Regions from separate parts of the Mus musculus genome. Here regions 1, 2, 3, 4, 5 and 6 are each linked to region 7. Evidence: chromatin loops called from intact Hi-C (ENCODE). Cell type or tissue: heart. All regions are shown on one strand.

Region 1 (4,000 bases), 1.3 Mb after region 7:
CTCTTGCCTTCTTTTCCTGTTCTGAGTGGTGGGCTTGCTCTAATTACAGTGTGGAGCTAGAGGCAGCTTGCAGGGGTTGGGCTCTGATTTTCCCACTGTCATGGCCATGTCAAAATCCTGGTAGCCGAGCTCTCGCCCCCTCCCTCCTGTTGAGAACACCCCCAACCTCTAAACCTTGCAGGCCCTCACCTAAGAGATGGACACCAATAAAAAATATATAGTGAGATCATTCAGAACACAGGGCCCCTCCCAAAATACACAAGCCTGCATGGAAAGAAAGCCCCAAATATCAGCTATGATAAGTCTTTGTTGAAAGAATGGGTTCTTTGGGTGTGGTCCTATTGGTGGGCATGAACATGACCCCCATATTCCCACTCTATTGGCAGGCACTCACATGGCCTCAGACCCCCAACCAATTTGCAGGCATGCACATGACCCCAGAACCCCACCCAACTTACAGGCATGCACATGACCCCCAGACCCCCACTCTTGGTGGGTACCCCAGAAACCCCCAGATCACCACTATTGGTGGGCACCTCCAGATTCCCATCCCTTTGGTGGGTATCCACATGATGCCAGACCCCTACTCTATTGGCAGGTATCCCCATGTCCCCCAAGTCTCCACCCTATTGGTGGGTATGCACATGGCCTCACGGACTCCCACCCCATTGGTGGGTATACATATGACCCCCAGACCCCCACCCCATTGGCAGGAATGCACATGCCTCCCAGACCCCTACCCTATTAGGAGATCTACATGCCTCCCAGACCCCACCCCATTAGCAGATATCTACATGCCTCCCAGACCCCACCCCATTGGCAGATATCCACATGATCCCTCAGACCCCCACCCCATTGGCAGATATCCACATGACCCCCAGGCCCTCACCCCGTTGGTGGGTATCCACATGACTCCCAGAACCCCACCCCATTGGCAGATATCCACATGCCTCCCAGACCTCCACCCCATTGGCAGATATCCACATGATCCTCCAGACCCCCACCCCATTGGTGGGTATCCACATGACCCCCAGACCCCCACTCCATTGGCAGATATCCACATGATCCTCCAGACCCCCACCCCATTGGTGGGTATCCACATGACCCCCACTCCATTGGCAGATATCCACATGACCCCCCAGAACCCCACCCTATTGGCAGGTATCCACATGCCCCAAGATCTCTACACCTCTGTCAGGCACATGGCCCCCCAGATCTCCACCTGAGGCCTGCCTGCCACCCCTCCTGGCTATAGTAGCCTCTGGTCCCCATCTTGCAACTTTACTAATTAATTTTCTACCCTGTTCCATGGGGAGGGGGCGTGATTTAACTTTCGCTATCTTGTGACTTCAATTTAATGTCAGTAAAAGCACCTCTGCCCTACCTCTGTCACTGCCACCTAGTCCTCTACCTCAGTTTCCTTATCAGAAAGGGTCTGTTCCTCTCCAATGCCCTGTTCTGTGCTACCAGGCCTCACCCTGAGGGTGCAGTGCATGCTGGTCTTCTAATCCCCCATTGGCCATGCAGAAGATTAGGCTCAGACAAAATGGAGTCTGCTCCAAGCAGGGAAGTGGGGCTTTGCTGCTCCCCTAAGTACAAGCTCGAGATTCTCTATGGCTGTGCCTGGCATATAGGCTGTCTCCTAAAAGACACAGCATTTTGAACCACTGTAACCTCCATAAATTAGCATTCCTTCTGGGGGGGACACCATCCACCCCCAAAACCAGAAGATGTGACCTGTGACCTGTGGGATCGCTGACTCTGACTGCATACAAATCATCCCAGAAAGGCCACAGAAGTTATCCCAGAGGCTGGTTTAAATAAGCAAACATCTAGCCAACTCCTCCTCCAGTATCCATGAACCCAATGCCCACCAACAATGTGGGGACCCAGGACTCCTAGCCACAACTGGGGGCCTGTTCAAAAGTGCTGTGAGCCACAGAACCCCAAACAACATCTTCCCTCCCTGGTGACAGATGCATAGATACTTAAATAATTAGATCTACAAATATGGAAATGGAAAACCCTAATATCAATAATAAACACTTGTCACCTCTGGGTCTCACAAACTACTGAATCCCAAGTTCAGCATGTACTAACCCTACCTCCATACAACCCTCCCTGTGCTAATCAAGAGCCACGCAGGAAGCAGCAGGGTGTGGTTGGAATGGACAGTAGACCAGGTGCAATTTCTGGTCCAGTTAATCAAGATCTCGATGCCATGTCTCTAACCCAGCCTTATCAGGCCTGTCCTCAGGACATGATTGGGAAATTATGATTTATTTTTATTTGGATGCCTTCAATCTATAGATCTAGCCCACAATTCCTTGGAAAACAGAATACTATGCTTTTTAGTTGACGTGTCTCAATGACGATAACACCCTGGTGGGCAGGATGCAATATGATTTTCTTTTTTTTTTCCTTTCAATCCCACTGTAGTGAGAAGGCCACTAAAGTGCAGGACATCAAAAACAACCTGAAGGAGGCCATTGAAGTATGTGTCTAGCTCCTTGCTCTTATCTTTTAGCAAGCCCCTCGCCCCACGGTGCTGCCCCCCCCACCCCCACGCCTGACCAATTTGCTAAACTGTTTTCAGACCATTGTGGCCGCCATGAGCAACCTGGTGCCCCCTGTGGAGCTGGCCAACCCTGAGAACCAGTTCAGAGTGGACTACATTCTGAGCGTGATGAACGTGCCGAACTTTGACTTCCCACCTGTAAGCTCCACCCTAACCCTGGTTTCCTCTGCCCCTCTCACCTTAGTCCCAGTGGGAACACGAGGGCCAGACTTGCATCAGGCCAGAGTGACCAGACACATACCTGCCGTGTGAATGCATAAGTTAACTCCAGGCATATGCCTAAGACTAAAGGATGATAAAGACATGATTAGGGCTTTGTCCAAAATGGATGAACAAAGTTCCATCACCTTTTCTAGACCTCAACCTAGTCCTCCATTTATCAGATAGTGAGTTTTTTTTTATGGAGGAGAGGTCCTGAGCTAAGGCAAGCTCAATTATTCCCCTCATACACATGAGGACAGACAAAACCACATGTTTGTTACACATGGCACACAAGTCCTAATTGTCCAGTTAATCCAGCCTAGTACAAATATGCACCTTCCAATGTTCAGATCTAAACATAAATTACAAAATGGAACATTATAAGAAAAAAATTGTTCTCATCAGCCCTTTGCCGGGAGCCTGACCCTCTTGACAAGGGTCTCTTGGCTTTCTAAAAGCTTTTTTTAGAGAGGGTAGAACTGCCCTGCGTCAAGCATATGTACACTTTAACCCTTCGTGGGGGGAGCAAAGATTTTTAAAGCCAAAAGAAGAGACTTGTCTAAAGTTAAGAAGTCATTGCTGCCTCTTCTTAAGCTTTTGTGGGGTTTGTGTTTTTTAGATGGGTTTTGGCTACAAACTTGTGAGAAAAATTAGTACAGGCAGGTACATTAAAAAAAAAATAGCTGTTGATTAAAACAATAAGAACAACAGCAACAGCAACAACAAAAACCAACCCTCCCAACAGGGAAACACAGCATGGATTCTATAGTCATCTGATTCCCATGATTCACAGAGACAAAATGGCAGCCTACCCACAATGCATCTGATGTCATTGACATCTGCTACTCTGATATCTGGACAATATTCTAACCTTGGCCCATGTCCCTCCCACAGGGTAGTACATATCCCTCCTGTACACATAATTCTAGGGGGAGTTTACTCATTTGGTTTGCTCCCACCCCTCACAAGACTAACAGAAGCAGCCACCCAAGACTGTGAGCACTCCCCAGAGATGAAAGCATGCTAATTCATTATATAGATTTCTGGGAGTTTAACAGAACTGCAGGCTCTTTCCAAGCGCTGGTTAACCCGGGGGCTCACACTTGGACTCACATAGCGAGCGATGGCCTTAGAATTCCAGGGGTGGGGTCCCTGATTGGTTTGAGCTCAGTCTGTCAGCCAACGTTTTTCCTGGGTTCTCTTTCAGGAATTCTATGAGCA
Region 2 (4,000 bases), 1.3 Mb after region 7:
TAAGGGTAATAGCAAACTCTTGTCATCTGCACCTTTGCACTTTCCTTTCTCTTGTGTTATTTTTTTTATTTTTTTTGTCTTTTCTAGACTCTCTTCCCCCCTTTTTGAGTTGTTGGGCAGTTCTTATTTCTTGCTTGCTTTTCGGTTTCTTGCTGTTGTTGGGTGTTTTTTTTGTTTGTTTGTTTGTTTGTTTGTTCTCGCTTTTTTTGTTTGCTCATCCTATTTGACGCTAACTCTTAGGCAGCCAGTCCATCAGCCCCCTACGAAGCCCGGGAAGCCGCACTCGGTGACCCCAAGACAGCACAGCGGAGACTGCAGCTGAGCCCCCCGACACGGGGCGCACAGGAGCCGGGAAGCCCGAGGCCGGGGGCAAGCAGACCGCCCGAGCCAGGCGCGAACCAAGCACCCCGAGGTGGCCGGGGCACCATGCTGAAGATGGCCATGAAGCTCAAAGCCCGAGCGGCCGAGAGCGAGAGGAAGACAGCCGCGGCTGCCGCCGAAGTGGCTGCCGAAGCTGCCGTGGCGGCTGCGGTGCTGGCAGAACCGTTCGCTTCGCAGAAGAACGGGATCCCCGCGAAGCCCCCGAAGTCCGTCAGGGTCCTCGTGAACGCCGGGCGCGATGTGCCGCCCGCAAAGTTGCTGACCGACAAAGAGCGCAAGAAGATGGAGAAGAAGCTGCTGGAGCAGAGGAGAAAGGAGGAGAAGAAGAGAGAGAAAGAGAGGAAGAAGTTGGAGAAGATGTTGAAGAAGAAGAAGAAGAAGAATGTGCCAGAAGCTCCGCCAGAGGCCCGAGGCCCCGAGGGCGCCGCCGCCACCGCCGCAGGCGAAGACGAGGGCGCCGCGCAGGGCGCCGCCGGGTTCGGAGAGGGCGCCGCCACCGGGGGCGCGAGTAGGGCCTGGGCCGAATGGGACAGTGACACTGATGAAGAAGATGATGCCTACTACGCGCCTCCCCGCGTGGGGGGCGTCGTGTGGCGGCCTGGGCCTGCCAAGGCAGGCGCACTCAGCGCGCACATGCCCCTCGTGGTGTTCCTGGTGTTCTCGGTTCGCAGCCCCTCATGGGTGCTTAACTTCCTGCTACAGAGGCGCACAGAGCAGGGCCGCGGCTGCGGCTTCGTGTTCGGGGCGACCTGCTGCTTCAGAGTGTTCCTGGGCTGCGCCTTCTTCTCCTTCCTGAGTGGTCGCGCCAAGCGCAGAGGCCGTGGGCGATCCCGGGCCAGGGGCACCGGGCGCCGGGGGCGCGACGAGCGGCTCATCTAGTCAGCCTCCCCCCCACCCCTCCACCATCATCATCTACATCGCCATCGACCACCACCACCAACACCACCAACACATCCACCACCACCACCTTCCACCACCATTGCTGTGTAGTGTGGATCTTTATTAGTGCTTGTGTGTGGACACATTTTCCTTTTTGGTTGCTCTGTCCTATGCTTAGTGCTCTCCTAGCTTTTCTCCAAGCTCCCTGCTTTCTGGCTCTCTCAGTGTCTCCCTCTCTCTCTCTCTCTCTCCTTTTCGAAATTTTCCTAAGTCCGGGCCCGCACTCCCTCCCTTTCCGCCCACCCCGGCCCCTTGGCGGCGCCTGCCCGCCCTGCTGCTGCAGGAGGAGGGGGATCGGGGGCCGCCCGGCCCGGGGGTGGAGCGCTGGCATCGTGTGAGGGGTCGTCACCACCGCGGGGCCGCCCCCTTTTCCCCCCGCCGCACGGCCAGGCCCCGGCCCCGAACTGCGGGTGGGGCGAGGGGGCGACCCCTCCGTGGAGCCGGCCCGAGCCGGACGTGGGTGCTGGGACCCCTGCCCGGCCTCTGGGCACCGCCTCCCGGCGCCCGCGCCCGCCCTCCCAGCCGCGGCCCTCCTCCTCCTCCTCTTCTTCCCACCCCCCTCGCCGCCGTCGCCTCCGCCTCCCCCCGCTCCCCCGCCCGCCGCGGCGCTTTTGGGTCGGGGCGGCGGGCCCGGGCCGAGGCAATAAGAGCGGCGGCGGCGGCGGCGGCGGCAGCAGCTCCCGCGGCTCCTGCTCTGCTCCGCCTCGGCCCCGGAGCGAGGGGCGGAGAGCCGCGCGCTTGCCTTAGTCCGAGCCGCCACCCTCCCCGCGTTCCCCGCTTTCCCGGCCCGCCCGAGGCCGCCCGCCCCGTCCCCGCCGCCCCGCAGCCCGGCCGCGCCCCGCCGCCGCCATGGGCTGCCTCGGCAACAGTAAGACCGAGGACCAGCGCAACGAGGAGAAGGCGCAGCGCGAGGCCAACAAAAAGATCGAGAAGCAGCTGCAGAAGGACAAGCAGGTCTACCGGGCCACGCACCGCCTGCTGCTGCTGGGTAAGGGCGGCCCGGGGGGGAGCGGGCCCGGCCCGGGAGTGCCGCGGGGCGACCCGCAAGGCCGCGCGCGCCGAGCCCGCCCCCCTCCCCGGCGCTCTAGCGCTCGCTCCCAGGCCCTCCGGCCCGCTGGGCCGCGCGCGTGCAGGGGGCGAGGCCGTCAAGGGGACCCCGGGGCGGAATTCGGCCGGGCGGGGGCTGCAAATTGGGCGTGGGACCCCCTCGTTCGGTCTCGTCCCCTCAGTTGGCCACACTCCCCCCCGTCCCTGGCTTCGCGTCCTCGCGAGGCCTACTTAGTGCCAGGGGCCAGGGTGCGTGTCGGGAGGGGGAGGGGAGGCTCACAGGGCCCCTCGGACTGCGACAGAGTAGGGCTAGGGACAGGAAACGGGCCGGCGGGCCCAGGGAGGGGGACCCGCCTCACTGGGGTGTGCGATTTGTTGGGAGGGGGCCCAAAGAGAGGCCAAGGCCACTAGGGGGGACTCGGGGACCTCGGCCGGGAGACTCTGGCGAGGGAAGTAGCCGCCGGGGTGGGGGGGCGGGTGACATCAGCCCCTCGGAAAGGACGGGGCGGTAAAGGTGGTGCAGAGGGGGGAGGGGGCGCGGGCAAGTCGTGGCGCCGAAGTGGGGGGGGCCAGGGAGGAGGGAGCGTGGCGGACTCTGGGCGCGACTCGGGGCGATTCGGGCAGGACCGACTGACTGTGCGCGGAGCAGACGTGTCCTGAGCTAGGCCAGGCCGTGGAAGGAAGAGAAGAAGAATCAAATCGAATAAGATCAAAAAATTAAAATTAAAATTAAAAAAAAAGTACGCAAAGTGCCCAGTGAAGCCAAATGACACGTCATTTTACAATGTGACCTTCCCCCCCCCCCCTTCTAGACTTACAGGCTTTTTTGAAAAGCAAAGAGGAGCATTAAATGGTAGCAGCTGACCCCCCAACTGTGCCCCCTCCCGTGCAGCCAACAATTAACACACAGGTTTTCCTGTTACTCGGCCTCTTTGGGAGTGGAGACACAAGTAAAAAATAAAATCCTGTTTTAAACAGACTCATAAATAAGATAAAACTGGAAAATGACATTTGTCTGTAAATGGCTTCTTAGTTTCGAAATGGCGTTTTTAAAATTTTTGTCCTTTTCAAGGTGGGAGGGGGGACTCAGCGCTCTGAGAAGACTCTGGGGTGGCAGCTGATGAAAAGACAGTAATTAGTTGTTTGGCAAGTGACATTTGCTTGTTTGGTTTTTCTTCTCTTTTTTTTCACTGCGGCTTTTCCTCCTTGGCAAAAAAAAAAATAAAAGAAAGAAAGAAAAGAAAAAAGAAAGATAAAAAGGAGGGGGGAATCCCAAGCTAAAAGGATGTCTCTCCTTACTTTTTTTAAAGTACTGGGGTGGGGGCAGCAAAAGCACACAGACACACACGAAAATTGTTGAAATGACCACAGAAACATCACACAACACTAATTAGAATGGAAACTTTCCACGTCTCAGTATTTTGGCTATCTGAATAAATTTGTGAATTCACTGGGAACAGGGTCACTTTTCAACAAAATAGTTCGATTATCAAAAATAAAATGTAGAAGGCTGTGTTAATTCGCGGTGGCGTTTGGTTTGATCTTTTTGGATGGGGTCAAGTCTTTGTTCTCCCTGGGCCACATTGAGTAAAGCAGAAAATTGTTAATAAGTGAAAATAATCCTGTTGGTGTT
Region 3 (4,000 bases), 90 kb after region 7:
GGCCGGGGCTGGTCATTCCACAGTGTCGATGCCATCTAGACAGACCAGGCTGTGGAAGAGAACAGGACACTTTGTCTGCATTCCTGAGATCCCCTCACTGTCGTCCAACCGTACTGCGTGCGGCTTCCACCCCAGACCTGGCTGGTATTTTTAGCTTGCAGCGAGCGCTTGGCACCCTGCACGGCCCTGAACACTGACCAAATTTAGAAATCTCAGGAGTCTCGGCACTATGAATGAACGGGCTCTGGTGAGTGAGCTGCTGCTGACAGGGCTCTGCTGCCGCTGCTGGGGAAGCCTGGGGATGCTGAGCAGCCAGAGAGAATCAAGACACCGTCACCCCTGAGCTCCAGCCAGCCCTGGGAACGGCAAAGCTAACACAATATGCATGTCCACCAGAGCCTGGCAGGTGACCAGACAGGGGTGGGGTGAGGGTGAAGATGAGGCTGCAGGGCAGTGTGGGGAGAAGAGGGGGACATGCCACATTTATGTTGCCAAAGTTAGTGTGTACTTCATCTGAAATTAGAACACTGGAGACAGAAAAAGTTCAAATACTCCAAGACCATAGACTAATTTATTATGTCTGTCTGTCTGTCTGTCTGTCTCTGACTGTCTGTTTCTTCTCTGTCTCTCTCTCTCTCTGTCTCTCTCTCTCTGTCTCTCTCTCTCCTAGACAGATAATAGACAAATTATCTGACTACATAGTCTTTTTCCATCTGGTAGATATCTTTAACCTCCATGTTGTCAATATTCACAGACACACGCTGAATATTCAAAGACACAGCCTCCATTTGGGGAAGGGCCTTTCCACCCAGCAAGAGGTTCAAGGGTCCAGGAGCCCCCAGGAAAGGCCTTGGCTCCTCTCAATGTTTCTGCCTCTGGTTCTTATTGTCACGGGTGCTGGGGATGGGACCAGCATAAGCTAAGCTAAGCAGGCATGCTCTCTACCACTGAGCTACCCCCACTCCCAGGTCTACATTACTCCTTTTCACAGTTCAGGCCTTAGAATAGAATCACTGTTTGAGAAATCTTAATCACGTTTGGATTGCTCTGCACGCTTGCAGCCATTAACCAGAAATGATGAGTACAGCAGGCCACCCTCTAAGCTCAGTTGCCTCTAAGAGAAATATTTAAAAAAATTTTTTTTAGATTTATTTTTATTTTATGTGTGTATTTTGCTTGCCTGGGTATCTATTCACTATTCGTGTGCCTGGTGCCTGTGGAAGTCGGAGGAGGGCCTCAGATCCCTCGGAACCGGAGGCAGTTGTGAGCTGCTATGTGGATGCTTGGAATTGAACCTGGGTTCTCTGGAAGAACAGGCAATGCTCTAAACAATGGAGACATCTCTCCAGCCCCCAAGAGAGCTATTTTACCAGAGCTGTTTGTATGACATCTCCTGGCCACAGGAGACTTTTGTGGCACTTTCTGTGGTGTCCAGCACAGCGGGCCTCCTGTTCTGTCCTCTGCTCAGGGTGGAAGCAGAGGCAGGCACACCATTTGAAACACTAGGTTGTGCAGGTTGCAGAGATGATTGGTGGTGACCGTGTTTATGACAGCCATGCCTTGGGAATGTGGGGCGGCTGGTGTGAGCATCTCACACCAGGTACTCACTACAAATCAACTTCTACGAAAGGCTGGGGCGAGGGAGTGTGAGCGGAGATGAGCACCACACTCCAAGTCATTCGCTGTCGTCGGTATGTTTCACTTGCCTTAGAGACAAAACCAGGACCACTGATAGGACCAGCCTGAGGCCTGTCATGGGCATCAGAAGAGATGAGCGTTCATTCGGGAGACCAGACCTAGGAAAAAACCTGTTCTTGCCACTTTCCAAAAGTGAGCCATCATGACATGGATGCCACCAATGGACCTCGATGTCAGCTGTAGAGGTTATCACGATGTAAAGCATGCTTTCTGTTGGTCTCTCTCTCTCTCTCTCTCTCTCTCTCTCTCTCTCTCTCTCTCTCTCTCTCTCTCTCTCTCTCTCTCTCTCTCGTTTTAACGGTCTTTGTAGGAGAATGCTGTCATCAACCTAAGTTACAAGGGGATATACTGTCTCCTGGCAAAACAGGCGTGAGCTGGGGCAGAGGTGAATCTCCAAGTCTCTAAAGGAAGTCCTTCCCAGGTAGCTCCCCTAACCTGCCACCCTCATCAACAAATTCTCCTCGGGTACAACACAAGGTAAGCTGCCAAGATTGAGTCCGGACTTTGTGTGTTTATGGAAGTGCCTTGAATCACCAGTACCAGTGTTTGAGAAGTTGACGCCTGCCCTCTGGTGGGCACTAGATGCACTGCAGCTGTGTTAGAGCCCAGTGCATTGGAATCTGCCACCCTTCAGCAACTGTGTGCTGCGCTCTCCTCCTGGATGGGGTTTGTCATAGAACAGAGTCAACATTCCAGCCAAACTTTGCTGTCCGATCCAAAAGTCTGCTTATAAGGAGATTTTTGACTGCTCTTTAGAGACCTACGAGGCTTGCTTTTTTTTTTTTTTTTTTTTTTTTTTTTTTATTTTGAGACAAGGTCTCATATAGTCCAAGTTGGCTTTGAACTCACTATGTAGCTAAGAATGACTGTGAACTCCCAAGCCTCTTGTCTCCCCAATGCTGGGATTACAAACCCTGCACCACTGCATGCAGTTTATTCTGTGCTGGGATCAAACACAGGGCTTCATGCTAGACAACCACTTTCCTGACTGAGGGACGGCCTCGCCCCAGCCTCTTAGGTTAGCATCCTAAGAACATGTTCTTTCCCTTGCATGCTCTTTAAAAAGGCTTATTTTTATTTCATGTGTGAGTGTTTTGCCTACATGTATGTGTGCGTACACTGTCCCCGGAGGCAAGAAGAGGGCGTCAGATGCCCTGCAACTGGAGTTACTAACAGTTGTGAGCTGCTGTGTGCCTGCTGGGAGCTGGACCTAGGTCCTCTGCATGGGCCAACAGTGCTCTATAACCACTGAGCCACCTCTCCAGCCTCATTTGTTCTTAAACTAAGAGTGTTAAAGTGCTGTGAAGTGCACAGAAGAGCTCCCACTGTGGTACTTCTTCTTTTCAAAAGATCTATTTATTTAATGTATGTCTTCAGACGCACCAGAAGAGGGCATTGGATCGCATTCCAGATGGTTGTAAGCCACCAGGTGGTTGCTGGGAATTGAACTTGGAATCGCTGGAAGAGAAGCCAGTGCTCTTAACCTCTGAGCCACCTCTCCAGCTCCCATGGTACTTCTTTAAAACTACAATGATTTGTGTGCACGTATAGCACTCATGTGTGTCAAGGTATGCATGTGGGCTCAGAGGACAAGTGTCAGGATGGCTTCAGTTCTCTCCTGGGGATTGAACTCAAGTCATTAAGGCTTGGCAGCAAGCACCTTTTACCTGCTGACCCATATTGCTGGCCCCACAATGGCTAAATATACAGTTAGTTTAGAGGTGTTCAGAGTGTCGCACTGTTGAGTAGCCTTCATGGCCTTTCTAAGTCTTCATGCTGAATAACGGTTCAATGGGTGTTGCAATGTCCTCATTAAACGCTATTCCTCTGTGCTCCCGCCCCTGCTGCCCTCTGTTCTCCTGTCCTTCCCAAGGATGCTGACTCCCCTGGGAGCTCCCACCACACCGCCCAGCAGAGCTCAGTGTTCACCTAGGCTGGAGAGCACTTGCTCTTTCAGGGCTGCATAGTGAGCCGTTGCACATATGGTCCACATTCTATTTTTCTCCTCGCCCACTGATGGGGTCTTGCTTCAGTGTGGGCATACACGACTCTCTCAGAAACCCCAGTCCCAGTTTGGTTGGGAGCCCAGCAGCGAGCTGTGGAACCACGTTGGCATTTCACTTGAATGTTCTGGGGAAATGTGCCTTCCCAAAACACCGCCTAGATGTTTCCACCCACAGAACACAGGGCACCAGGTCCTCTGAATTTCTCACTACACAGAGGTGACACCTTGTGTGTGCATGCCTCTGCACGTGCACGAGTGTGGAGGTCAGAGGTCGACACAGAGTGCCTAACCCAACCG
Region 4 (4,000 bases), 520 kb before region 7:
ATCACACATCTCACCCAAAGGAGCCCTTGACCCGCAGCAGTCTGCGCCTTATTCTGAAAATGGCAGATCCCAGAGCCGGGTGTGCAGCTCGAGCATCTGCCTTGTGTGTGTGATGCTAGGTTAGATCCCATGCTGCATAAACTGGGGTGTGGTGGTTCATGCCTGAGGAGACAAGAGGATCGGAGCTTCATCCATATAGGAAGGTCAAGGCCAGCCTAGGATATTATGAGCTCCCAGCTTAAAAGAAAGAAAGAAAGAAAGAGAGGGAGAGAGAGAGAGAAAGAAAGAAAGAAAGAAAGAAAGAAAGAAAGAAAGAAAGAAAGAAAGAAAGAAAACTTAGATTAGCAGAAAGTTACCAAGAGGCAAGCCCCCCACCCCCAACGCCCTTCATTTATCCTGTGGGTGACTTAAAGCACAGCAGCAAACCAGAAAATTGACATTAACCCAATATTGGTTGGTAGAACCCTGTGTTCTTTTGTACCAGTAATCTGTGGCACCATCTCCCGGGCCACATCCACGGCCACTTCCACTCCTACCTCGCTGCTGTAGCCTATGAGGCCAGTCTCCTCCTGGCTAAGCTGGCCCAGCTCATCCCTATCTTAGGACCTTTGAACTGCCCTTCCCCCAGCTGACATCTGATGTCTCCCCAGCTGACATCAATAGCCCTGTTGCCATTCTGGTCTCCCGTGTCAGCAGCAGCCCCAGCGAGGCCTTCCAGGAGTTAGCAGGAAGCCCTTCCATACCTCAGCATCGGCACGCTCTGCTCTGTCATCGTCTCTCCCCTGTGTGCAACCAGGCATCTCACTAGACTTCCTGCTCTCCTATTCCGTCTACAGCCAATGTGGAGAGGCTGGGGCTTGTAGCCAGAAGTGTGTCTTGGATCCTCAAAAAGTCCATAGCCCCCAGCTCCAGAACCCCGAGGGAACCCAAAGGGACCAGGGATTGTCTGTGGGTGGGCTGGGATGTTCTGACCACCAGGAGAGCTGAGTGCCTAAGATGTAACTCCACCCCTTTACCCTGCCTTGCAATAATGGAGGGGCACCTAGTTTGGGAAGATGGTCCCCTCTTTCTATCTCCCTCTCTCCCCCACTCCGCTCCCTCTCTCCCCCTCCCCCTCTTTCCCTCTCCCTCTCTCCTCCCCCTCCCCTTCTCCCTCCCCCACTCTTTCTCCCTCTCTCCTCCCCTCCCCCTCCCTCTCTCCTCCCCTCCCTCCTCCCACTCTCTCCCTCTCCCTCCTCCTCTCTTTCTCCCCACTGCTTCCCAGAATAGCCCTAAGGACAGCCAGTCTCTACAGTCTATTTTTTGTCCTGTGCCTTTTGCTCTGATCCGTGTGCCTGCCTTCTCACAGGAAGGCAAGTGTGCCTGCAGTTTCTCTTTCTTCACAGCCTTCCTAAGAACACATCTTGGTTTTCCCTCCGGCTTCAGGACAGACCATGTATGTGCAGGTGCCTCTGAATGTCCCACCACACCCATCTATAGGGAATCTCAGGGAGTTTCCAATCATTTGTAACCACAAACACCTCGTACGTGTCCGGGTTGGTTGAGTGTGAACCTCCAGGCAGCCTCTTGAGAGAGGGAACTCTGACAGACATTTCCACATTACCTCTAGAGGTAGTGTGCCTGTCTGCACTATCACCAGGAATATATGAATAGTTGTCTAATCAAGCATGGGGTTGCATGTCTGAAGACAGATTTGCTCGACACAGCAAAGTTCCTTTAGAGCCAGTGTATGAAGCATGAAGATCCTTATATGGCCACTAGGTGGCAGACAAAGCCCATTGGAACAAGAATGCAGTTTCCAAAGCCTGAGCTGGAATACTGGGGGGGGGGGGCTTTCACTTACAATCTTGTCATATGCAAAGTGAAGCTCACTGTCAGTTAACATAGAAGCCGGCATTGAACAGTGTAGACCTCTTGGCTTTATTTTGTTTTGAGACAAGGCCTGAAACAGGCTGGACTAGAACTCACTTTGTAGTTCAGATGACCCCTGGACCTGTGTGTGATCCTCCTGCCTCAGACTCCTGAATGGTAGAATCAGGTGTGGGTCACTACCCCTGGCTTCCACCTTTGATGGAGATAGAAGATCTCAAGCTGGCTGTGTAGCTGAGGATGGCCTTGAACTCTGAATCTCCTGCCTCTGCCTAAACAAGAGCAGGGGTTACAGGCATACCGCAAGCCAGGCTTCCATAGTTTATTAACAACCTGTATTTGCTCATGGGCTCAACAGATATACTGCTGTTTTAGATGATGTGAACAAGACAGAAGAGAAGACAAAACACCTACAGAAGGCTGGCATTCCGCTGGTGGGAAAGAGAGGCCGTAAGTAAATACGGAAGGGCTAAGTGGTCACTCTGAGGTGAGGTCCCGGGTGCCGCTGCCTGGGGTTAAAAAAGAGAAAATCCAAGCTGGGCGTGGTGGTGCATGCCTTTAATCCCGGCACTTGGGAGGCAGAGGAAGGCAGATTTCTGAGTTCGAGGCCAGCCTGGTCTACAAAGTGAGTTCCAGGACAGCCAGGGCTATACAGAGAAACCCTGTCTCCCCCCCCCCCCAAAAAAAAAAACCAAGAGAGAGAGAGAGAAAGAGAGAGAGAAAACCTGCAAGAAGCTGAGTGTATAGAACTTGCCTGGCAGTCCTCAGACTCTGGGCTCAGTACACATACACACACACACACACACACACACACACACATGAATTCTCAGCTGACAGTGTAGCTCGGTGGTAAGAATTCTCGCCTAACGCGTTTGAGGTCCTGGGTTCCAGCCCTAACAAAACCAACAAAAAATTAGTTTAAAATTTAAATTAAGGGCTGGAGAGACTGCACGATCCAGCGTTTGAGACTGGCCACTCTTCCAGAGGTCCTGAGTTCAATTCCCAGCAACCACCTGAGGGCTCACAACCATCTGCAATGGGATCCGATGGCTTTTCTGGTGCATCTGAGGTTAGCAACTGTGTACTCGTGTACATAAAATAAATAAATCTTTTTTTAAAATTAAATTTTTAAAATTAAATTAAAAAAAACAAAGCCGGGGGCTAGTGAGATGGCTCAGTGGGTAAGAGCACCCGACTGCTCTTCCAAAGGTCCAGAGTTCAAATCCCAGCAACCACATGGTGGCTCACAACCATCTGTAATGAGATCTGACTCCCTCTTCTGGAGTGTCTGAAGACAGCTACAGTGTATTTACATATAATAAATAAAATATTAAAAAAAAAAAAAGAAGAGAGGAAGGGCCAAGTAGCCCCTTTAAAAAAAAAAAGAAAGAAAGCCGGTGTCTTAATGTTTGCAACTGTCTCTGAGCCCACCCCTGCTTCAGCTGGCCCAGGCTGGCTCCTTGATGTCCTTTGTCCCATTGCAGTGAATAACTGCTCCCGGCACCCCCACCCCCCACCCCCCACCCGCAACAGTGAGCTAGATAGCTGCGGACTCTGGGCTCCTTATCCACAGACAGGAACCATGATCCTATCTGCTCCCTTCTCCAGCTTTTCTGGAATGGTTGACCTGGAAATAAAGACACAAGTGTCATATTCCAAGAGATTGACTCACTTCTGTCCCCAGACCCCATGGAGGAAGCATGAGCAGAAGGAATGGTGACTGGCACTGGGCCCTTGGGACTTAAATTCCCTGGGGTGTCACGGGTCAAGTGAAAACTGGAGAGACTTACCTAGAAGAGGGGCAGGGAGTGTGGAAGAGCAGATGGGTCGGACAGAGCCTGGAGACCAGGGCTCTGCTGCTGCAAACAGGACACTAAGCTCCCTGGCAGGACCTGATACACCAATGGGGCTCAGGGCTGGTGGCCTTGAAGCATCTGAACGCCCCATTTCTTCCTACAAGGTCACCTAAGCACCCTGACAATGCCCACTCAAATCAAGGCAAGGGGAGAGGCATTGGGTCTGCAGAGAGCTTTGAACTCCAGGAGGCCTGGGACTGGGGGTTCCTGCTTGGACCCTCTCAACCCCCAAGCCACTTCAGGTGATCTTGTCACTCCAGAGTCACCCTCTCTCA
Region 5 (4,000 bases), 620 kb before region 7:
CTCTCCCTCTCCCTCTCCCTCTCCCTCTCCCTCCCCCTCCCCCTCCCCCTCCCCCTCTCTCTTTCTGTCACTGCCCCTCAAGCAGCTTCCCTTTCCTCTCTCTTCTCGGGAGAACTGGGCACATGTCATCTCTGATTCGTCACTTTGCCACTCAGACAGCACTTTCTAACATGAGTGCTTCCTTCTACAAAATAAATTTTCTGTCATTGTTTGAGATTAAAGGTGTGTACTAAGGGTTTGTTTTTATTCCAGCCAGAGGGATTACAGGCGTGTGCTAAAGGTGAGCCACCACTAGAAACAGGTTTTTCCAGTAAATGCCATGCTCTCAGGGTTCACAGTTAGAGTGTTGATCGCCTGAGAAAAGCATCTGGTCCCCTGCTGAGTCTGTTGCCAAAATCTCAGGTTTCCTAAACTGCTCTGACCTTCATCGCCTGGGTTTCCCTTAGAAATCCCTAGAGCAGATTAGGGAGGCTCTTTCATCAGCTGCTTTAATCCATTTGTAGGGGTCCACTGATTCCATCCCATGCTCATTTGCAAGTACAGTTCCTGTCTGGGTTTAGGACTATGTGATCAGTAACTAGTTCTAGAAAGAACCAGTTTTCTGTGTCCCAGAAAGTGCTTTTGTCCCTCTGTCCCCTGCAGCTCGGTCAAGTGCAGGTGACTGACCCTGTGCCTCTGTCCTCAGGAAGCCGAAATGTTGCGTTCCATCTCTTTCCACCCTTCTGGAGACTTCATCCTGGTGGGAACTCAGCATCCCACGCTTCGCCTGTATGACATCAACACCTTCCAGTGTTTTGTCTCCTGCAATCCCCAAGACCAGCACACCGATGCCATCTGCTCCGTTAACTATAATCCTAGTGCCAACATGTACGTCACTGGCAGCAAGGACGGCTGCATCAAGCTGTGGGATGGCGTCTCCAACCGCTGCATCACAACCTTTGAGAAGGCTCACGATGGGGCAGAAGTCTGCTCTGCCATTTTCTCCAAGAATTCCAAGTACATCCTCTCAAGTGGAAAAGACTCTGTAGCGAAACTCTGGGAGATTTCCACAGGGCGGACGCTGGTGAGGTACACAGGTGCGTGAGAGGCGCTGCTGGGGTCTCCCGGGGATCGCAGTGCTGAGCAGGAATGAGGCACTGGAGGAAAGGGATTCAGAGAAGGCTCTGGCCCATCCCTAGGTCAGCGCAGATGGCCTCAGAAGAGATCCCAGTGTCCGTATGTGAAGTAGACCCTCAGACAGGAAGACAAGCTCAGTTCCCCTTTAGTTCCTGTTAGCTTTAGTTTGTAGGGAGTGGTTGTGCCCAGGCGCTCTTTATGGTGATTATGTTTGGATTTGCCCAGCGCAGTCGACAGCTCAGGTCTGGGTACAGTGAGTGGTGTCTACTGCTGAGCTCTATTCTGTTCCCTAGCAGCTAAGAGTGGTGTTGGGCTAGAAAACCTCTGTGGTGGTTCCACTGGTTCCTCTTGTGAGGTGAGTGCGACTCGCATTAAACACAGATTCAGAGCTCGCAGGAGACCCGTATTGCAAGGAGCTGAGTTAGCCTCTGGACAGGGACATGGAAGAGCTGGTGGCACCCAGGCCACTAGGGTGCAGCACAGTTCCTCTGTGTGGCACGAGCTAGTTACTGCTTAAAGGGCCACTTCTGTGACTTTATGTGATGTCTTAGAACCAGGTGCTCCTGGCATGCAGAAGTGTTCAGAGTGAATGAGAAAGCTTTCGGTTTACAAGTGACAGCCCTTGCTTCCCAGGGGACAGTGCACCCAGACAGACATGTTCCGAAGTGCTACCAGGAGCTTAGGGTGCTTATTTTAGTAGGGCATTGGAGTTTTTGTTTTTGTTTTTCTTCAAAGGAATATATAGACACGTTCCTTATTCCCTAATTCCTAAGTCAGCTCCCTGACAGTCAGGGAGTAAGGGTTTCCCAGCTGTTTTTGGTTTGGTTTGGTTTGGTTTGGTTTTTTTTGTCTTTGTTTTTGTTTTTTTTTGTTTGTTTGTTTGTTTGTTTGTTTCGAGACAGGGTTTCTCTGTGTAGCCCTGGCTGTCCTGGAACTCACTCTGTAGACCAGGCTGACCTCAAACTCAGAAATCCGCCTGCCTCTGCCTCCTGAGTGCTGGGATGGGCTGCCACCACTCCCAGCTCCCATCTGGTTTTAAGATATACTTAGAAAGCAGAGTGTTCTTGCAATGGCGACAGAAAGGGAAACTGAAGAAGATGTTAGATGTGCTGAGTTCATGGTACACAGGTCAGTGGTCTTAGTCAGTAAATGGGCTGTGGGTGGAAAAAAGGTGAGCCAGAATTTACAAGGGGAAAAATCAAAATGTGCAGTATTTTGCAAGGGAATTGAAGGGGACAGTTGGTTATAAAATGAGCAGCCATAAACTCTGAACTCTGAAAAGAGAACTGGTGGTGTCTTTCTTGGCTCATCAAACTGTCTACAACTCAAGGGACTGTTGTTTTATTGGTGAAAGTTTGAAAAAGTCAGCCCATTTTACTGCTAAGTCATTTGGTAAATAGTTCAGAAAGGTAATTGTCAGGTCAAACATTTAAATATGTGGCTGGTAAGTCTGTCCGTGCACACAGAATGGCGGTGTCGGCATGACTGAGAGTCACTGGAACTTAGGAATATACTCACAGTTCACTGCAGAAGCCAGCGTCTACTACAGAGCATTGAGTAGCTCTGCCCTGCCCCCATCACTACACGCAGCCTTTCAGATAACCTCTCCTGGTAGCATCTCCTTAGCGCTGTGTGCTGAGACTCGTTTGTCACTTGTTTTCATTCTCAGCACCAGAGAGAGTAGACACTAGAGAGGTGAGAAAGGGCAGGCTTATAGTAGGCCATCTACCCCGCTAACTATGAAGGATATGTCTTTCCTCCATAGCCGTGTTCTTACAGATCTCATGCACGCATGCTCTCAGTGAAAGTGGCGTGTGACTTCTGGTTTCTGCAACTGGAAGTGCGTGTGCAGTATGTGGGTATTTGGGAGGCCATCATGAAATGCCCTGGCTGTCTTAATCTTTTATGCATTGCTTTAAACATGAACCAGCTATTCATAGTCATGAAATGATAAAGTTTCCTTTTGAAAGGTGAGTGTTCATATGGTTTGTCCCAGTAAGTCTGAATGGTAGGAGTTTATCCTGAGGAGATAAAGGTGCGTACAAAAGATTTTACCCAACATTGTTCAGTGGCTACAAGCTGTGTGCCCAGCAGCAAAAGGATCATTAGGGAAGGCAGACAAGGCCTAGCACTGTGGGTTTGACCACTGTTGGAGAGAGGTGCTGTGTCACAGACCACCTGCGAGTGACCAGAGTGAACAAACAGGCCTTGGGTGGTGGGTCTGGGGGAGTCAGTGTGGGCACAGCGCTAGAGCAGTGTGGGGGTCTGAGGCGACCTCACATCATCAGGCTAACGTGTTGGTTCGTGTGACAGGCGCAGGTCTGAGCGGACGGCAAGTGCACCGGACACAGGCAGTGTTCAACCACACTGAGGACTATATTTTGCTGCCGGACGAAAGGACCATCAGCCTGTGCTGCTGGGACTCCAGGACAGCTGAGCGCAGGAACCTGCTGTCCCTGGGCCACAACAACATCGTGCGCTGCATAGTGCACTCCCCCACCAACCCTGGCTTCATGACGTGCAGCGATGACTTCCGAGCTCGGTTCTGGTACCGGAGGTCCACCACTGACTGAACTGGCCCCATCCTAGGGTTCTTGTCTCAGGACTCTGCCCTCCTCCCTGTGTCCTCACCGGCTGCGGAAGTGAGCAGCTTGCACCATCTGTGGCGGGGGTGTGGCCGCCTGGCTCCTGCCTTGGATCTGTGTGTGGAAGCTTGTTTTTTGACCTTGACGTAGACGCGTGGTGGGAAAAGTCCTATTACAGTGATTTCCATGTGGTCTCCACCAGCTTAGTGAGTGCAGGACTTGGCACAGCCTTCAGCTCTCATTCCTGGAGAAGGACGGCGTGTGGCCTCGGGATCACACTTGTCACTTCCTGCGTTGTC
Region 6 (4,000 bases), 180 kb after region 7:
CCAGGGATCGCAGTGGGTGCAGGGGATGCGAAGGAAGTGGGGAGACCCATCCCTGCTGGGACAAGAGTAAAACTGGACTTGCTTCCCCAAGAAGACAAAGACCCCGAGCTAAGGGAATGGACTTCGCTCTGGAGACTCACAGAGACAAAGGGACTGGCTAGGAGCAAAGTCTCACCTGGTCCTTCTACTGAGGCCCGAAACCAGGTGGATGGGAACCCCAATAGAGACGAAAGAACCAAGAGGGGGAGTTCAAAGGGGCTCCTGGCAAGCAGAAAGCACAGCAGAGCATGGCCAGCGAAGCCACTACTGCATGCTTCCCCGCTCCAAGGTGGGCAGACCCAGCAGACCCAGCTCAGCAATCTCTGCACACTAACTTCCTGCCCAGCAGATGATACCGTTCCACAACTCTCTGTTTGTCAGCACCAACATGAAGCCAGGCACACACAGAGAGAGGACGTTTGCTTAGGACGTTTACATGGCCCTAGCGGAGGACTTGGGTTTCCCAGGCAGCTCTGGTGCACGGTGGACCAGGGGCCCTTCGCTTACTCTTAAGTAACGGCCTCCCTATGAAGGTCAAGGCCAGAACAGCCCCTTCTTTGTCCCTCAACTCACCCCAGGCTCAGGTAGGTCAGATGGCGCCTGCAATTAGGAACTCTGGTGGTGTTGGGGGAGCCCAGGCCCCCTGCTGGGCAGGGCTATAGCGTGGGCTGGGACAGATGCTGATGTCCTGGAATCTGAGGACTGTGGTTCCTGCCTAGCCCAGAAGAATGCTGACAAAGGTGGAAAGCTACAGCTTCGGAATGGACCTGTGGGTGACCGTGTGGCAGGTCCCCATGCTGACCATGTGGCCGGTACCCATGGGCAGGTCCATGCTGACTCAGGGAAGAGCTAGGACATCTTAATGGACGAAGGACAATGGAGGCCTGGCCTCATGGTGGGAGGTTGAGGGCAGGAAGGAAGAGTACCCAGAGGAGAGGTCACTGCCCGAGTTGAGCCAAGATGTCACCTAGGACTTTCTGAAGGAAGGGCATGGATCCTGGAGAACAGGAGGAACATGTGGAAGAGAGAGAGGCCTGGGGTCAAGGTGTCCAGGTTTCCGGATCCACTGGATAGCAGGGTCACCGGTGAACTTCATTCTTTTAGTAACTCCCGAGCGACCACCGGCGGGGTGGCTGCTCTTGGCATTGGAACGCGCTAAACCAATAGATGGATGCTTACAGGACGGATGCATGGGAAGAGGGTTATTCAGGACCCACCAGCCAGCATAGCACATGGAGCCTGAGAGATGGGCCAGAGGAAACTGAGGAAAAAGAGCAGGCGACATTTCTGCAAAGAGCCTTGTGCAGGAGAGCTTGGGAGAGGCTGAGGGGCCTGGGTGTGGCTGGGGCTGAAGGTGGAAAGAAGCCAGGAGGAGGGCACAGGCCACTGGGGTCTGGTCAGCCAGAAACAGAGAGGGTATCATGAGAGAGTGAGGTCTCCGGCTGGTGAGATGGCTTAGCAGGTAAAGGTACCTCTTTGTCAGGCCTGACAACCAGAGGGCAGAGTGGTCACCCCTTTAATTCCAGCACTCAGGAGGCAGAGGAAGCTAGGATCTCTGAGTTCGAGGGCAGCTTGGTCTACAGAGTGAGTTCCAGGACAGCCAGGGCTACACAGAGAAAGCCTGTCTTGGGGGGTTGGGAGAGATGGACAACCTGAATAAACTAACTCCAAGTTGTTCTCTGGTCTCCAGATACTGTGGCATGTACACACACACACACACACACACACACACACACAGTGGGGTGGGTCTGGGCTGTAGAGTTGACCTAGAGTTTGAGGAAAGGAAGCACAGCAGGGTGCCAGCCCCATGGTGGTCTTGTGGCACAGACAGACCCCTGCTGGTAACCTCTGCAGGGGCAGGGACATGAGACAAAGCTCACTTCAAGGCTCACATCAGGCAGATCTCACAGCAGAGCAACTGCCCTTGCTCCACAGAGGGCTCTCAGAGGGACGTTGGGAACCCTCCTGGCCTGGCTCCTGGGCTAGTCCGGCCCTTTGCCCACCTGTTAGCCAAGTCCGAATTTTGAATCATCTGTTTAAAAATAGATCAAGGGTGCCACCTGGTGGCCGAAATCTCAGCCATGGACGCTCCGGACCAGACCTCTGTCCAGGTGTGTCAGTGTCCCAGGAGGGCGCAAAAGACATTCACGCACACTTCCCAGTTAGCACAGGTGATCCTCAGATGACACTGAAAGCCAAGGGACCCTAAGAAACCCAGGGGCTGGAGTTTCATGCCCAGTACCAGCCTTTCTTCCCACACTCTCCGATTTCCTTCCAGACTTTTCTCCACACACCCAGATACTTTCTAATGTAAAAAGTGATTCGCAGCCCACAGAGTCAGGAAACTGCTGGGCTCCCACGCACTTCAAGATGGGGTTTCTCCCTCTCTGTCAGCCGAGATTTCTCCTGGTGGGCTGAGAGTGCTTTCGAGATGCCACCAGACAGGGCGTGACCAGGAGCCAGGTGAGCTTCCCGACATCTTCTCCCCTTGTTCTCCCTCCACTGAGGAAGACTGGATGACCACAGACCTCACCAAGAGGACAGGGAGTGGGACAGGGGACAGATATCACACTACCGGGCTGCTTCTGTCCACAAAGGTGGCAACTCAGGACAGTCACTGTCCTTAGCTTGCCCCAGGGGCTCCCTAACTCGTGGTCCTGCCTGCTGGAGGTAGGCACGTAGTAGCCAGGACAGAGCAGATCCACCCATGGGGCACCTCAGCCCCAGGGTGGCGTCTGCTGTGCTTCCAATGGGCTGTGCTTCTCAGTGGAGGCTCCCTGGCCACCTGTCCTGTTCTCCCACTCAGAGGACTTCAGAGCACAGAGACCACATCCCCGTTGTTGTCTGGGAGACTGGAGCAACTTCACAGTCACCTGTCTGCTCTTGTCACTTGTGGACGAGGCGATATGGGACAGGAAGTGATTGTCTCATTGGATGGACCTACCCATCCAATGAGACTAACTGTAAAGGAGCTGCTGATACGGGGACCACGGCATCTCAACTGCTTACAGCCACTTCCGAGGACCCCCGGGGTTCATTTATGCTTTCCATTTTCCAGATGGGGAAACTGAGGCCTGGGGAGGGGAACAACAAATTGAGTTGCACGTTTGCTGAGTGTCCAAGGACCTTGTCAGTCACTTCCCACTTGGGAAAGCTCTGGTTGAGGGGCGGGGCTCTCTCTGGCCATGTGACTCATGGCTGGACGTGGCTAGGTCTGGTGTGTGACATGTGGTGTGTGACATGTTGTACTGGAGTAGTTCAGGGTGTCACAGCTCAGAGCACAAACTGACTGGAGGACATCAAGCACTCACCAGGGCCTCCTGAGTCCTGCTGGAGGGACCGTCCCACTCACACCAGGTGTGAGACGGTAAAGAGGGACGGCAGAGGAGGAAGGAGGCTCCCTGCTAGTCCTAGGTAAAGTTTAGTGATATGAGTGGTGACAGCAGATCATTCGAAGGATGAATATGGCCAGTCACCTGGCTAGACATTTTCTCACCTGGTCCTAAAAACAACCCCCAGAGGGAGGAAGGTGATGGCCCCATTTAACAGATTTGAAGACTGAGGCACAGAGACTAGGAGATAGGAAGGCCTAACCTCTGAAGCTGAGGTGTCCCGATATCTGTCCTCCGTGTACCTGGAATATTACTCATGCATATTTTCGGATAGCTTGAAGGATTGTGGGCTGGATGTGTGCCCTGGGACCCCACAGGCAAATCACCACTCTCGGTTGGGGTCCAAACTTCATCTTTGTCCCTCCCCCGCATCCCGGAGGTATTTCCACAGTACAAGGGGCTTTCTCCTACCCACAGGGGTCATGAATCCTTGCTCTTTGCAGGCTGTGTTACCTCTGGCCAGTAGTTCAACATCCCTGTGCTCTTGAGATAGACAGCTCTTCACACATAGGCACGGAGGGTGCACTGGTGCCTGTAGGAGTCGGATGGTGTCAGCAACTGCGGGATAA
Region 7 (4,000 bases):
GATGAAGTGGGAGTACTCAGGGAAAGTCTACTTCTGCATAATACAGTTTAGAGAGGGTCCCAGAATGGGCGCTGCTGTGTTTGGTGTACTGATGTGACAGGCAGCTTGCAGCCAGGCCCTTATATCTCCTGAACAGAAGGGATTCCTGGCTGTATCTCAGAACTCTCTGGGAAAGTAGGAAAGAATAATTTCCTGAGTTCCACCCAAGACCTACTAAATTTGAGTCTTTTGAGTGCAGCCCAGGCATGAAGGTTTTTTTTAAAAGCTCTCTGACATTAACAGCCTTGCTGGAATTCATTGGTGGGGTCTTTGGTCCAAGAACCCTAGCTGAGAAGGTGGTAGAAATGTGGTTCCTCCAGCCTGCCCCAGACCTATCGGGTCTGCATTTCACATCACAGATCTAAAGCTCTTTGAGAGAAGGTCATGAGGACCCAGGACACATAAGCAGCCTCACGCGCTCGGTATTTTCTCAGTAACTGGCAGGCTCTGAGGACACTGGGGCAGGACCCACGGTTCATAGTCCGCAGTCTGTGAAACAAGGGGATGGAGGGGGTGGATGGTAACGAATGCTAAAGCTGGGGGGGAAAGATGACCTTTCTGCCCGACATGATCTCCCCGTGGCCTGCGAGGTTGATAACTATCTGAAGCTGGCTGCATAGGCTGCAACACCACCTGTCTTAGTTACAGTTGCCACTGCCGTGATTAACACCATAAGCAAAGCACGCTGGGGAGGAAAGGGTTTATTCTGCTTAGGCGTCTACATCACAGGTCATTAGCAAAGGAAGTCAGGGCAGGAACCTGGAGCAAGAGCTGATGCAGAGGCCATGGTGGGATGCTGCTTACTGGCTTGCTTTCTGTGGCTTGCTCAGCCTGCTTTCTTATAGAACCCAGGGATGGCCCCATCCACCATGGGTTGGGCCCTCCACCACTGATCACTAATTAAGGAATTGCTTTACTGTCTTGCGCACAGCCTAATCTTATGGAGGCATTTTCTTAACTGAGGTTCCCTCCTGTCAGATGACTTTAGCTTGTGTCAAGTTGGCATAAAACTATCCAGCACACCCCGCAGGACTATAATGCAGTGCTGCAAGGGCCATGGCCCTAAAGGGAACTGTGCTGTTTGCTGCTTGATGGTTGTGGCCGTTACTGTAAAGCCTCTTTGGTCACTGTCAGCTGCCCTCACTAAGGGTGTGCTGTGCTGGCTAGTTAATGAATTCTTTAGACAGGGATCACAAGGCTGGGGAGACAGAGGAATCAGTCTGGGCGGGTCCTGGGAAGGTCATAGTAACAATGCCCTGTGAAACCAACCTAAAGGAGCCCTCTACTCTGGACCCAACTCTTCCCCTGAGCCCCAACAGGAATAAACACGACGACGACAAACCAAACACTATGTACGCTAACTAAACCTTGTTATTTGACTTCTCAGGGGATGGGAGTAAGTAGATGATCACCAAGTGTCCTAGACAGGCCTGTTTCCTCTGTGTTGTACTGAGGTCCCTTAAGACAGGTAACCAGCGGCCAGTTTTTATTCCATTGTTCTGTAACCCTGTTCCTGCCTTACATTTTTAAAAATTGTTTTGGAGACAGAACATTTCTGTGTAGTTCTGATTGGCCTAGAACTCACAGAGACGCCCCCCCCCACCCCCTGCCTCTACCTCCTGCGTGCAGGGATTGGAAGGCCTGCCAAGTTGCCCAACAAGGAAACTAATTTTGTAGGGACCAATCACATTTTGTTCTTCCTCACTGACACTTGTCCTTTCTCTCTCTCTAAAACCGCTTTCCCTGATTGGTTCATTGGAACCCCCATTCTGGAATCTAGCTAACTATGTTGTCATTTTATCTGACACCTTAAACACTCTATGTGGAATGTTTCATAGAGCAGGACTTTTGTGTTTCAAACAGGCTTAATACTGACCTATTAGTACATGGGGCTCAGTAATTAAGTGTACTTGTTGCTCTTGAAGAGAGCCATGGTTCGGTTCCCAGTACCCACATGATGGTTCGACTATCTGTAACTCCTGTTCCAGGGGCTCCTACACAGTTTTCATGCCTCCCCAAGCATGTGGTGCATATACATACACACAGGGACAACATCCATGCACGGAAATAAATCTTAAACATCTCAGGGAGTAGGAACCATTCCCCTTATCATACCGCTCGGGATGTTCCAAGTAGGCAGCCTCTCAGAGGACAGTGCTAGATCTGAGCTGGGGAACTCTTTTTTTGTTTGTTTGTTTGTTTGTTTTTTGTTTTTACATGTATATGAGTATGTTGCCTGAAGAAGTTTAAGCACCACTGCGTGCAATGACCACAGAGACCAGAAGAGGGCGTCAGTTCTCCAAGAACTGGTGTTGGTTCTCTTGGACCTGTGAGCCGTCCAGTAGGTGTTGGGAATAGAATCTGGGTCTTCCCCAAGAAGCCACTGCTCTTGGCCGCTGAGCCATCTCTTCGGCTCCACGATCATCTTTAGACGTTTAAACAACAATCAATATAACGATACACACGCGAAAACAACGCCCTCTCTCAACTAGTTGCCTGGCAACTGCGCTGGCCGACTTTCCACAAACGCACAACTGCTGGCATAAACACTTCCTCTCGCCCTCAGCAGGGCTTCTGCGCATGTGCGCCCGCCTTGAGAGGGGCGGGACGCCGTGCTCTGACGCTTTCCGGGCAGTCCCGGAAGTGGCTCGTGGCGCGTGCGCGGTGCTTCTGTGGTAACGGGGCAGTTTCCACCGGCTTGAGGCGGACGACTCGGCGGTCTGGGGTCTCCCGGCTGCGCCCCCTCTGCCCCGCGCCAGAGCAGGTCCGTGGCTTCGGGCCCCGCCGCGTGCGTGTTCCTCAGGCGGCCGCCGCGCTCCCTCCGGGAAGCCCGGGCCCGCGTGAGGAGACCGAGCCCCTCTCTGCAGCCGGACCCCGTGCGCTCCGCTAGGTAGGCCGGGCCTCTCCGCGTGCGCACACCGCCCAGGCCACGGGGGTGAGGGGACGGTGGGGGACCGCGGCGTGCGCGGATGGGAGGGGCACGGCCGAGCCGGCGGGCGTGGTCGGACGCTTGGGAGCAGCCCGAGCTAACCCAGTCAGCCAGGAGAAAGGCCCCTGAGAGCTACGGGAGCTGGAGAGATGGCTGCGCTGCCTGCCAGAGGTCCGACCGCCTCTTCACCCCCGCTGCAGGGCACCCGGTACGCCCTTGCTCTTCTCACGTGCGCATGGTGATCTGAAACTAAGTCCTCAAGTAAATTGCACGGGAGAGGAGCGTGCGGATCCCAGCACACACTGGGGGTCGTTTCGTTTCCTAACTCCAGGATGGAGGAGTTAGTTTTTCCGGTGAAAATCAAGACTAACTCACGCTCCGGAGAAACATAGCCCTGGCTGCGTGTCTGTGCATCCCTCTCCCTGTACAGACAGGCTTGTAGTCCTCAGCCCCGAGAGTTGTCTCCCGAGCCGTCTTCTGAGACGTGAATGTGCACCTTATGGTGGCTCTGACACATCGTGGCTGTCTCGAAGGCAGCAGGAGTCAAATGCGCTCCCACAGTTCCTTGCAGTTTCCCTTTCCTTGTTATTTTAAGGAAGCGACCCTCATTAGGCTGTGGATTGCTCGGGCCTTAGCCTCGCTTTTGGAGAGGTGGCTGACTTGGTGGAAGTCTGGGTTTTAAGAATTTGCTTTTTAGTAACAGCTTGAAATGTGGCAAAAGCATATGGGAGTCTGGAGTCACAGTGCACAGATGGTTTCCTTGGCAACGACACAGTTGTCAATTACATTCAGTGTTAGACCGTGCAAATCCTTTTCTTTAAATGGGCTCTTTTGTAGACCAGGCTGTCCTCAGATTTCTGTACAGTCAGGGATGGCCTGCTCCTCCTGACCCTGCCTCCCAAGTGCAGAGATCACCTGTGCCAGCTCACCTGACTAACCCTAAACTTTCTCTGCCTGTTGTGTGTATGGCCATGCATGCGTGTCACAGTCCACATCTGGGCAGAGGACAACTTTGGAGTTCTCGCCTGCCTT

Evidence for each region. Hi-C counts contacts between places; a loop is a spot of excess contacts. Peaks named below come from ENCODE experiments on the same cell type or tissue, not always from the same donor. Only the 100,000 strongest peaks of a DNase experiment are listed, where the experiment ranks them.
Region 1: a loop joins it to region 7, with 4 times the contacts of the local background. A loop is called at or near these places in 2 of 42 quality-filtered maps.
Region 2: it touches region 7 in a loop (3-fold over the local background); 2 of 42 quality-filtered maps call a loop at or near these places.
Region 3: it touches region 7 in a loop (6-fold over the local background); 37 of 42 quality-filtered maps call a loop at or near these places.
Region 4: a loop joins it to region 7, with 4 times the contacts of the local background. A loop is called at or near these places in 18 of 42 quality-filtered maps.
Region 5: it touches region 7 in a loop (2.9-fold over the local background); 6 of 42 quality-filtered maps call a loop at or near these places.
Region 6: a loop joins it to region 7, with 2.0 times the contacts of the local background. A loop is called at or near these places in 5 of 42 quality-filtered maps.

What each region holds. Positions count from the first base shown.
Region 1 is chr2:174,339,214-174,343,213 of GRCm38, forward strand. Gnas (GNAS (guanine nucleotide binding protein, alpha stimulating) complex locus) reads left to right here. Exons shown (of 12, transcript NM_010309.4): 4 at 2,440-2,494; 5 at 2,597-2,716; 6 at 3,987-4,000. Among named protein-coding and RNA genes, the nearest start is that of Gm30189, 14 kb to the left of the region's middle. In heart, a CTCF peak has its summit at 2,407; DNase peaks (open chromatin) are centred at 688 and 3,978; H3K4me3 peaks cover 432 bases; H3K27ac peaks cover 847 bases.
Region 2 is chr2:174,328,127-174,332,126 of GRCm38, forward strand. The region is part of intron 1 of Gnas (GNAS (guanine nucleotide binding protein, alpha stimulating) complex locus); the gene reads left to right. Among named protein-coding and RNA genes, the nearest start is that of Gm30189, 2.7 kb to the left of the region's middle. In heart, CTCF peaks have their summits at 890, 1,564, 2,742 (motif pointing right) and 2,988; DNase peaks (open chromatin) are centred at 1,045, 1,765, 1,815, 2,625 and 1 weaker place; H3K4me3 peaks cover 4,000 bases; H3K27ac peaks cover 3,773 bases.
Region 3 is chr2:173,087,397-173,091,396 of GRCm38, forward strand. All of the region lies in intron 2 of Gm40011, which reads left to right. Among named protein-coding and RNA genes, the nearest start is that of Gm40011, 6.6 kb to the left of the region's middle. RefSeq lists an enhancer at 1-1,471. In heart, CTCF peaks have their summits at 283 and 2,286 (motif pointing left); DNase peaks (open chromatin) are centred at 185 and 2,275; H3K4me3 peaks cover 2,320 bases; H3K27ac peaks cover 2,412 bases.
Region 4 is chr2:172,476,270-172,480,269 of GRCm38, forward strand. No RefSeq gene overlaps it. Among named protein-coding and RNA genes, the nearest start is that of Fam209, 5.7 kb to the left of the region's middle. In heart, CTCF peaks have their summits at 1,749 (motif pointing right) and 1,960; no DNase peak of the experiment used is centred here; H3K4me3 peaks cover 1,091 bases; H3K27ac peaks cover 1,555 bases.
Region 5 is chr2:172,376,931-172,380,930 of GRCm38, forward strand. Cstf1 (cleavage stimulation factor, 3' pre-RNA, subunit 1) reads left to right here. Exons shown (of 6, transcript NM_024199.2): 5 at 686-1,076; 6 at 3,430-4,000. The coding sequence ends at 3,689. Among named protein-coding and RNA genes, the nearest start is that of Cstf1, 7.9 kb to the left of the region's middle. In heart, a CTCF peak has its summit at 1,584 (motif pointing right); no DNase peak of the experiment used is centred here.
Region 6 is chr2:173,182,209-173,186,208 of GRCm38, forward strand. No RefSeq gene overlaps it. Among named protein-coding and RNA genes, the nearest start is that of Pck1, 31 kb to the left of the region's middle. In heart, a CTCF peak has its summit at 2,113 (motif pointing left); a DNase peak (open chromatin) is centred at 1,973; H3K27me3 peaks cover 1,588 bases.
Region 7 is chr2:172,997,448-173,001,447 of GRCm38, forward strand. Rae1 (ribonucleic acid export 1) reads left to right here and starts at 2,670. Exons shown (of 12, transcript NM_175112.5): 1 at 2,670-2,929. In heart, a CTCF peak has its summit at 2,324 (motif pointing right); a DNase peak (open chromatin) is centred at 2,654; H3K4me3 peaks cover 1,988 bases; H3K27ac peaks cover 1,942 bases.